2 separate regions of the Homo sapiens genome follow, and region 2 is linked to region 1. The links are chromatin loops, found by intact Hi-C in ENCODE. Cell type or tissue: endothelial cell of umbilical vein. All regions are shown on one strand.

Region 1 (5,000 bases):
CTCAATAATTATATTTGTCTTCATAGAAATTTAGCAATCTCAACTATAGTAAATGATCAGCACAAAAGTTTGGTTCAATTTTAGAACTAAAATATTATTTTAAATGTCTGATTATCATAGGCTCTGTTAATTCTTTATAACAACATTGCTTATTCACTTTTGTAAATTAGGACAACATAAAGCAATCTGTCTATTATTTAAAAGAATTATAGTATTTTACTTCATTTTTATATACTACAACCCTGTAGATCTTAGCATATTCAAAGAGTTTTGGGTTGTAATTTAGCACAAATTTACTAAATTTGAAATGTAATTTTTCACTAATGTTATCTAATGCTAAAGTTGATATGAACAGTCATGGGTAACTAATTGCAAATAGAAGAAATCTAAAAGTAGATCAGGATATGTAGTCACTTACTGATATGCTTAGGCATCTAGTCATTTGCTTGGCACATTGATACTGATTATTCAGTGACCTGAAACTTGTCTGGGTATCTCTTAAAACAGAAATTTTGGTGTGTAGAAAGTTTTAGTAAAAAATTACTAAATTTTAAGCCCAACAACTATTATACAAAAAATACAGTGCTGAATAAAAGAGAAATAATTTATTCATACAGGAGAATCAACAGGAATGACAGACATGAAAATATTTTCTGTGATAGTGTCACAAAGATAAAATAATAATCTGAAATGGAATCATATGGAGTGACTCTTGCATGATTATACAATTCAGGTTTATTTTATTCAAAATTTAGATGCAAGGCTTTATGCCAATTGTGGTAGATAGATGAGTTTTCTTCGGGGTTTAAAACAAACTTTTTGAGAATAAGAGTTGTAAACATTATGTGTGAATAAATTATTCAATTAATTATGGTAAGTTCTGCTTTCACTCAACATTGCACCCCTAGTGCATACCACACTATTAATTCATGAATAAACGAATGTGTGGCTAATTAGATGAAGGGGTAAATTAGTAACCACAAGAACATGGAGGAGAGGCCACTTACTATGTCTTGGGAAAAATAAGGAATTATAAGTATTATAGAAAATCCTGTGGTCATGCAAGCTAGTGAGTAGTTTGACATGTTATTCATAAATTGTAAGCAGGGAGGGCACCAGAATATTTTTTCATGTTTAAATTATTGTGGCATAGTAGAGGCCAGAATAAATTTAGAGTGAAAGGTTGAAATGTAAATTTAAGAAATTTGAAATTTTTTGAAAATTTTGTTTAGTTAAAAAGTATCCAGAGATTCTACAAAATACCGAAAGGTTTAAACGGACAGAAGGATATTTTAAGAGGTCAACTCAGTAAATAGCCTAGTGTGATGAGTCTATTTTTTGTTTTTGTTTGTTTAATGTTTTTTCAAAGATGTATATACTAAACACCCTAGATAGACATAGTAATTTTATAGTGTTACAGATAAGCATCATAAATAATACACCTGGAGTTTATTCAATGGAGTATAATTTTAGGAATAGAAAATACTATCCAATATCGATGGCTTAAGCCAAATACTTGAAATAAAAAAATGATAAAAACAGGCCAGGCATGGTGGCTCATGCCTGTAATACCAGCACTTTGGGAGGCCCAGGCGGGTGGATCACTTGAAGCCAAGAGTTTGAGATCAGCCTGGCCAACATGGCGAAACACTGTCTCTACAATAAATACAAAAAATTATCCCGGCATGGTGGCACATGCCTGTAATCTCAGCTACCTGGGAGGCTGAGACGCGAGAATCACTTGAACCCAGGAGGCAGAGGCTGCAGTTAGCCGAAATCCTGCCACTGCACTCCAGTCTGGGCAACAGAGTGAGACTCTGTCTCCAAAAAAAAAAAAGAAAAAAAAAAGAAAAGAAAGGGATTACACATATTCTTACAACATGATTGTCTCTAAAATTGAAGGAAGAAAATAGTTCAGCTTTGTAGTTTTTAAAAAAGCCTTCTTTTTATGGGTAATTAAGAGTAGATATTGTTTGTCTGTGTCAATATAAAGAAGGTTAAGAGGAACCTTTATTTAAAATTAATTTTACATGTATATACTTCACTCAAGTACATTTTAAAAGTTCAGAATAGCAGCATATTTTCTTTAGAGTATCACATGTATAACAAGTCTATAACTGCCTTTAATAATCAGTCTTATTTATTTTAATTATTTTAAATGTTATATTTTACATTTATGCATAGTTAGAAAAACATAATTCTTCTTTCCAGGCTTTTATTTAATTTGAATAACTTCATCCCTAACAGTTATAAAACCATGATAAGGTATTATTGCAGAGCGTTGGTAAAGTAACCCTGAAAGATTTCGGTGTAGCATAGCCCATAATTTAATATTCCTCTGCTCAGAGTTAGATAATTCTACTTTCCATTTTAACATTTAAAAACAAATCCCCAGAATTAGAATATGCAACATTAAAAAAGAAGAAAAAGAAATACATAGTAAACATGAATCAATTTAACAGGAAAAGTGTTTATTTTGTTGACAGTGTTTATGGAAACTTTATTCAATTATTTGCTATATTTGAGTATATGTATGGTATGTCTACTATGATTTCATCATCCAAATATATTTTATATTTATACTAAAATGTCTTAACAAAAACATACAACAATTTAAATTTAAAAATCTATTGAAAAACCAAAAGTCTAAGAAAGAATGTTATACACACATACAGACACACACAGACACACACACGCACAAAATTCTTATAAGATTGTGAAAGGTACAAGAGGTAGCCTCTAACTCTAACATAGCTCCTAGTGATTTTTGTTTTCTAGTATAATGTGTGAGTGTGTATGTGTGTGTGTATCTCCAAGCTTATAATTTTTTTATATATATTTCTACATCTATATCTATCTATCCCTTGAGTGTGTGCTATATTTTGTAACTTGCTTGTAAGCAACAGAATATAACAAATTAATGGGATATCATTAGTTACCAAAGACCTGTGACTTCCGTATTACTGGCTACCTCTCACCCTCGCTTGCTCTCTTACTTGCCCCCTCTGGTGGACAACAGATGACAATTCATGAGCTCTCCTGTGGAGAAGACTCCAGCCTGTGAGGAACTGAGTCCTGTGTCCAACAACATGTGAGGAACCGCTAAGTCTTTGAATGATCTCGGAAGATAATCTCCCAGTTGAGCTTTCAGATGACTGCAGTCCTGGCTGACACCTTAATTGTCGCTTCATGAAATCCAGAGTCACAGGGCCTGGGAAAAGACATCCGTGTCCTTAAACATGGAAAATGTTAGATAATAAATGTTACTGTTAATAAGATATTAAATTTTGAGATGACTTGTTATGCAGGCATAGATAACTAATACAATCTTTTTAAAAACAAAAGCTAAAAAACCCCATAAGCTTGGATAAAAAAACATTGTAATATGTATACATTAATAATTACATAAAACCAATAAATCAAATAGCAAAATATAGTCTTTATAAATATTAGTACCTGTATTTAATCATCTATTAAAATCATTTAAAATATAAATAACCCTATGATAAAGATAAAGTTTGTAAATATATTATTCACGCATAGGCATGTAATAGTCCAAACAATACATAAATATAATTATATTTGTTAATGCTAAAATCTATTAAATGTCATAGCATTTTACTTATGCATTTATCAAAATTTTGTAAACATGGTAAGGTACTGTTCAAAATTGACTTGCCACTGCCAATTATGGCTAAAGAAAGTATATTTTTTTCTTACAGACATTTTTGAAGAGCTAATAGGAACCATTAAAATATGTCACCATTTTAATCCTATAGTTTAATATTACTATAGATTATTAAAGGTATTGGAGACTGGTAAAAGACTTAAGAAATAATCCATCATATATTTTGCCATTTAAACAATCATTTTAACATAAATGAATGTTAAATAACCATTTTAAAATATATTTTTTAAGTGCAAATCGCATAAGATCATATAAATGTGTATAAAGACAAAGGTAGGGAAAACAACAAAAAATTAAATCATATATTTAATGAAAATAGTTTAAAAGAATATTCAATTCAGATTTTCACAGCCCAACATGATGTTATTCATACATACTTTTATGTAAAACTGAATAATTTAACTTTTTAACAAGTTCAGATTATGATGTAATGGTTACTGGGGTCATATGTGGACAGATCATAAACTTGTGGGTTTTAAGAAATTTTTACTACAAGAAACAAATATATACTTATTCCCAAACACATCAAGTTGTATACATTAAATATCTAAAGCTTTTTGTAGGTCATCACACCTAAATAAAGCATTTTTAAAAAGATTACATTTCTATTAAAACTTAAGTATTAAAGTACTAAAACTGAAGTACTAAAGTACTAAAATAAATTTGGCCCAAGCTGTTGCTCAAGTTCTGGCTGGACTGCTGACAGGGAGGGGAATGGGGCAAGAACATTAGTTTCTCCTGACCAAACTGGAGTGGCCAGCCATCAAAGAGTTGGCTCCACAAAGGGCCTTTAAATTGCTGGCAATTGAAACACACATATATTATTTGCCTTAATTGTTCTCAAACATTTCTTAATATCAATTTGAGATGTTGCAATCTTTTCCTCATGTTTTCAGAATTAACTGGAAAACGACGACTGCAGTGGCAGTAGTGGGGAGTGGTAATCGAGCAGATCTGGGTTCTGGTGGCATGATGATCACAGAACTATTAAAGCAAGCTCATGAATAGGAGATTAAAGCACAAGGCCTCAAATATCCTGCTTATAAGCACATATTAGTCAGTGCCCCATAGACCTCTTAGAAGATAGGGGGACACACTGAAGGGAAGCTGAGACAGCCTGGGGGTAAGCAGGGAAAGAGAGCGTAAAGAGAGTAACAAAGAAAATGTGCCAATATATAAAAATATGGCTACTTCACAATGGTGAAATTACGGAATCATTTTTTATTTGCAGCCTCCCTTTTTTTTCTCCAACCATGCATGTGATGAGAAGCAGGAGAAAGTTAATCCAACTTATTAAAAACTAGAAACATGA
Region 2 (5,000 bases), 850 kb after region 1:
AACCACTAAGTTTGGTAAGTTAGAAAGGGGATTTCAGCAGATGCTGGTCACTTTATCCATATAATCAGATTTGTTTACAAAGTGAAGGCATATCCTTTATGTAATATGAAAAGAATTGTTATACTAGAGAAATACCTGACTATAGGCTCTCTGTACTTAAACTCAGTGTCTGCCCTTCCTTGAGTCAGGGCAATGACAAATATAACAGAGGTCAGGTGTTGTTCATATTCTCAACTGTAACATTTTCATAAAGAAAAATCTATGTGGTGGGAAATGTTTAGTTTTCAACCTGTAGTTCTAAGTAAAGTCCTTTTCAGAAGGATGACTTCCTGATTTAAACAGAATTAATGAAATTATAAATATTTACAGAAAATGGCAGCTGTAGAAGACAGAAAAAAGAGCAGTTACTTTTTAAATATTTAAGTAACTTTCCTGTGATAGAGAATTTTAATATCTGAAAATTACTGGTTTTTCATAGCATCATATGAGTCAAGTTTTAGTCAACAAGATGTTAATGTGTGACAGCAGGATGCAATGGGGAGTAGAAATGATTATATTCTGCATGTGTATCAGGGTCTTTGACTCAAGTTCTTGGCCTTGGTAAAGAAATATAACCGATCTGGCCTTTGTTTACTTGTTCATGAAAAGAAAGGTAATGTGCTAATTCAGAAAAAGTAGAATTTGGAATTGAGAGCAAGAAATTTGGTAAAGTAATAACAGAGCTATAAATTCTCCATGTTACTTTGTTACACGTAAGAAAACAGATATACAAAAGTATTGGTCCTGCATTTACTCCCATTAGTAAATTCACTTATAATTATATATTATTAGTATTTCATGACAACAATTTTATAAAACCTGTTATTATGAATAAACTGACTCACACAGAAGATGTAGATAATCAAGATGAAATAATTTTTGTTGTTTATATTTCTGAAGCTGGTTCTCTTTTCAGAAGGTGGTGAATTGTGAATTTAGTTGTATCTAGTATTCTAAATAATATTTTTCAATACTAAGTGATAGCAGGATACTCAGATATTAAAAGCATGTTCTCTTTGTCATTAATAGCCTTGGACAAATATTTACCATGAGGGTTATTTTTCTTCTCTACAATGTGATGATAATGGTACCAGTTGCATTAGATCATCGAGAGACAACTCATGCAAAGCACTTAGCACAGTTCCTAATCATAGTTAGTACTTGGTAGATACTTGTTATAAAGAGAATTATTTCCAGATATATGATTGTAAGTATTTCACCCACTTTTATATCATATGTTCCAAATATTCTTTCCAATATAAAAGAAATATTTTAACAAAGCTAGTGTCTTCTTTAATATAGTCAACAAAAGAAACACCTGTGATCCTTAGGGGCAATCTGTAATGATGTATGTAGTTCTAAAATGTTAATATTGGTTAAGGGTCTCTTACACATTAAATTTTCTTGACTTTTTCATGAAAACATTTACAAATGTGTAAACAATGAGTACATTTGCAACTATTTGAATTTCAAAAGTAATCAAAACATTTGGCATCATCATTTTTTTCCTGTTAAAGACCAATTTTATGAATGTAACTTATGGCTTCTAGGAGGTTTGAAATTATCAATAGGGAAATAATTAGTAATTAATAAAATCAATTATATACTATATTATTTAATACATTAGTGAATGTTTATTATTTTATATATTACATATAATAATGAAAACTTAGAATCAGCTTAAATACCCGGAAGAGAAGATGGTTAAATACATTCGAGAACAAAGATAAAATACTACATAATCATGAAATTAATATTTCAAATGACTATTTAATGACATGTAGAAGGAATCAATGGTGAATTTTGTGTAAATGATGAGGGACAGAGAGGTGTCATAGGTAATTTCTAACTTATTGATTTGCAAAGTAAATGCATTGGGGTTGGAGATCATGAGCTCTATTTTGGTCCTACCTGAATAGATATGGCTGAATAAATTATGCAGGAGCTAGAGAACAAAACTGGGCTAAGAAGAAAATCAGTGGCATCAGCATACAGTGATAATTACAACCATAGGCACACCTGAGAAAATGTAGGGAGCTATGCTTTAGCTCTCCAGGAGAAAAGAAAAGATCCAAAAAGACTTCAAGGGCTTCAATTTAAAGAAAGCTGAAAGGTGAAATGTGGTTATTTTGATTAACATGGCATGTCACCATTCACAAAATAAAATGCACAACATCGCACTCGCTGTTTATCTGCAGTTACTACAGAGTCATTTTCCTATCCCTGTCTGGCATGAGTGTAATAGTTTGGCTCAAATAGGATGGATAAATAATTGAGACATGTTGATAGATATTTGATCAATGCCTGTAACACATGCTTTCCCACTCGTTGTAAAGTTCCATGCAGTGCATTAAGAGATAAGTAAATACATGCCTAATTCCAAGGTCGCAAATTCTCTACACACTTTATGCTGTGTGAAGTCTCTTGCCTAGGACTGGCTACTTTTGATCTGTTGTTTCATACACAGTCTTCATCTGTGCTGAGCCTGTAGATTAAAGCCTCACTTAAATGTCTGCCTGACTATTGTTGCTGCTTTTGTTTCCCCCAGACACTGATTTTCCAGAATAAATGATCTCATGTCTCCAAAGTGAGCTTCCCTTATACACAAATTTCATTTTTTAATCTTCTTAATTTTCTGAAACTTAAAAAAAATAAAAAAGACAAAGCTGAAGACAACATATTGGTATTTAAGAAACACTTTTGAAGGCAGAGAGAAGAAACAAGGGGAGGGGTCCCCTGTTGATACAAACTGCCCTGGAACCATTCTGTATTCATTCTTCCCCTCACTTAAGATGCAATCACAGTGTCTCCTGTGAGACTTAATTAAGCTACGGGCTCCCTCTGGCTGCCGCCTCCCATTTCTGACGTGCCTCATTCCTCTGAGAAACACAGAAGAATTTTCGCAGCTTTTCCTTCCTTCCTACTTTCTTTCTATTCCATTCTCCAAAGTATCAACCATTCTTGAGGATTTTGGAGGCTCTTTTTTTTCAGTAATTTTAAGAGAAAGAAGTGGTAAACAGAAGAAAAAAATGGATTAACACTGGGAAAATGTTACAAGCATGCAAATGGTACTAGGATTTTGTTTACTTTGTTTTCTCTTTTCATCTTGCTTCTTCAATAATGTATCTCTTGTTTTTATTTGGCAAAAAAGGTGTATCCATTTTTGGTATATCATTTACCCTCTGAGCTGATGATTGTTTTGTTTTTGTTTTCATTTCTGTTTGTTTGTTTTTAATATATGGGATTCTTCACTCCTCTGTAGCTTTAGACTTTTTAAAGAGAGGTGCAGATACCATCTATATTTGTTGAGCGCTTACTATGTGCTCTACACATAAGATCTTTATGTGTATCAACTAATTTAATTTTCATAACAAACACATTTTACAGTGAGGAAATTTAGGACCAGAGGAAATTGTCCCCATTCATACAGCTAGCAGTGAGAGATAGAATCAGGATTCAATGCTTGAACTCTGACACCTGTGACCTAGATGTTACCCACCATTCCCTGTTGTAAAAGTAGCTCCAAGCAATAACATTTGGTAATCAGCTTGAATGGTAATCTTATGTGAAGCTAAACTTCACTTCAGAGTAAGTTACAGCGAGTACTTCCAATGTTTCTCTCCAAACATATTCCAGTGAGATATTAACAGGTATTACAAGGGGAAAAGAGTTGCCCTGTAAGGCAAGTTTGAAAAGCTGAGATTAAGAAATACCAGTTTGCTTTCAGGTCTTTAAAACCCTTAATCTGGGCTGGGCACAATGGCTCATGAGGTCAGGAGTTGGAAGACCAACCTGGCCAATATGGTAAAACAACGTCTGTACTAAAAATGTAAAAAAATTAGCCTGGTGTGGTGGCACATGCCTGTAGTCTCAGCTACTCAGGAGGCTGAGGCAGGAGAATCGCTTGAACCTGGGAGGTGGAGGTTACAGTGAGCCAAGATCACACCACTGCACTCCAGTCTGGGCAACAGAGTGAGACTCTGTCTCAAACAAAACAAAACAAAACAAAACAAAAAAACCTTTAATGTGATAATGCACATGTAACTCTAGAGGTTGGATACATAATGCATTGTTTTCCAATCATATTTGATAAAACATACTTTTGGAAAAACATCAATTCATTAAGAGTTCAAATACCCATTTCAAAAACTCAAATTCAATTGTTTCTCCCTCTCTGACTAGCTCAAGAAAGTGCTGTTTCACACTAGAATATCCTTTCAAATCCTTCCCTCGCATCAAAAATGTTTATTCACAATGTGAGACTCGCTTTGCTTGAATAAGAATAAAAACCTTATTTTCAATTCTTCCTAATGTATTGTCACAGTATGTACCAAGAGAGTTGTTAGTTTGGGTAATACTAGGTACTATAACATATAGTCTCTAATACCTGAAATAAAACAAAAGTATTTCTGGCTAATGTCAGAGTTCAAAGCATTGCTCGATGTGCACAGATCACTGCTTTTCATGTGGTGATTCAGGTATGAGGCTTCTTCTGTTTAAGACCACATCTAATATAATTCTAGCTGTTGAAGGAAAAGTATGGGGAATGAACACCAACTTTTTTAAAAACCTTGGCCTGGAAATGACACACGTCACTTTGGCTCATATTTCACTAGTTTAAAAAAAAAAAACAAGAAACCACTAGTCGTATGTCCACTTCTAGATGCACAAAGACTGTGATGTACTGACTGAATAGCTATTTTTTAGGGATAATTTTAGAGGATATAAGTGGAAATACAAAACTGGGAAGACTATTTATCATCTCTACCATCAGAATTGCATATATTGGCCAATATTGCATCAATTTCTACATTCCTTTTTAACATGCAAAGCCTGTAAAGTGATACAGAAATTCCAAAGTTGATTCCATACATTTTTCAAATGATTACCACAAATAAAATGACCAGTTATTATCACTGCCATAGCACTATGCCAATAATGGATTGCAGACCGAATATTTC

Evidence for each region. Peaks named below come from ENCODE experiments on the same cell type or tissue, not always from the same donor. Only the 100,000 strongest peaks of a DNase experiment are listed, where the experiment ranks them.
Region 2: a loop joins it to region 1, with 8 times the contacts of the local background. A loop is called at or near these places in 2 of 110 quality-filtered maps.

Annotation. Positions count from the first base shown.
Region 1 is chr1:188,780,433-188,785,432 of GRCh38, reverse strand. No RefSeq gene overlaps it. Among named protein-coding and RNA genes, the nearest start is that of LINC01035, 120 kb to the left of the region's middle. RefSeq lists an enhancer at 2,901-3,195. In endothelial cell of umbilical vein, a CTCF peak has its summit at 3,012 (motif pointing left); no DNase peak of the experiment used is centred here.
Region 2 is chr1:187,926,370-187,931,369 of GRCh38, reverse strand. No RefSeq gene overlaps it. Among named protein-coding and RNA genes, the nearest start is that of LINC03121, 290 kb to the left of the region's middle. RefSeq lists an enhancer at 2,623-3,124. In endothelial cell of umbilical vein, a CTCF peak has its summit at 2,920; a DNase peak (open chromatin) is centred at 2,869; H3K27ac peaks cover 252 bases.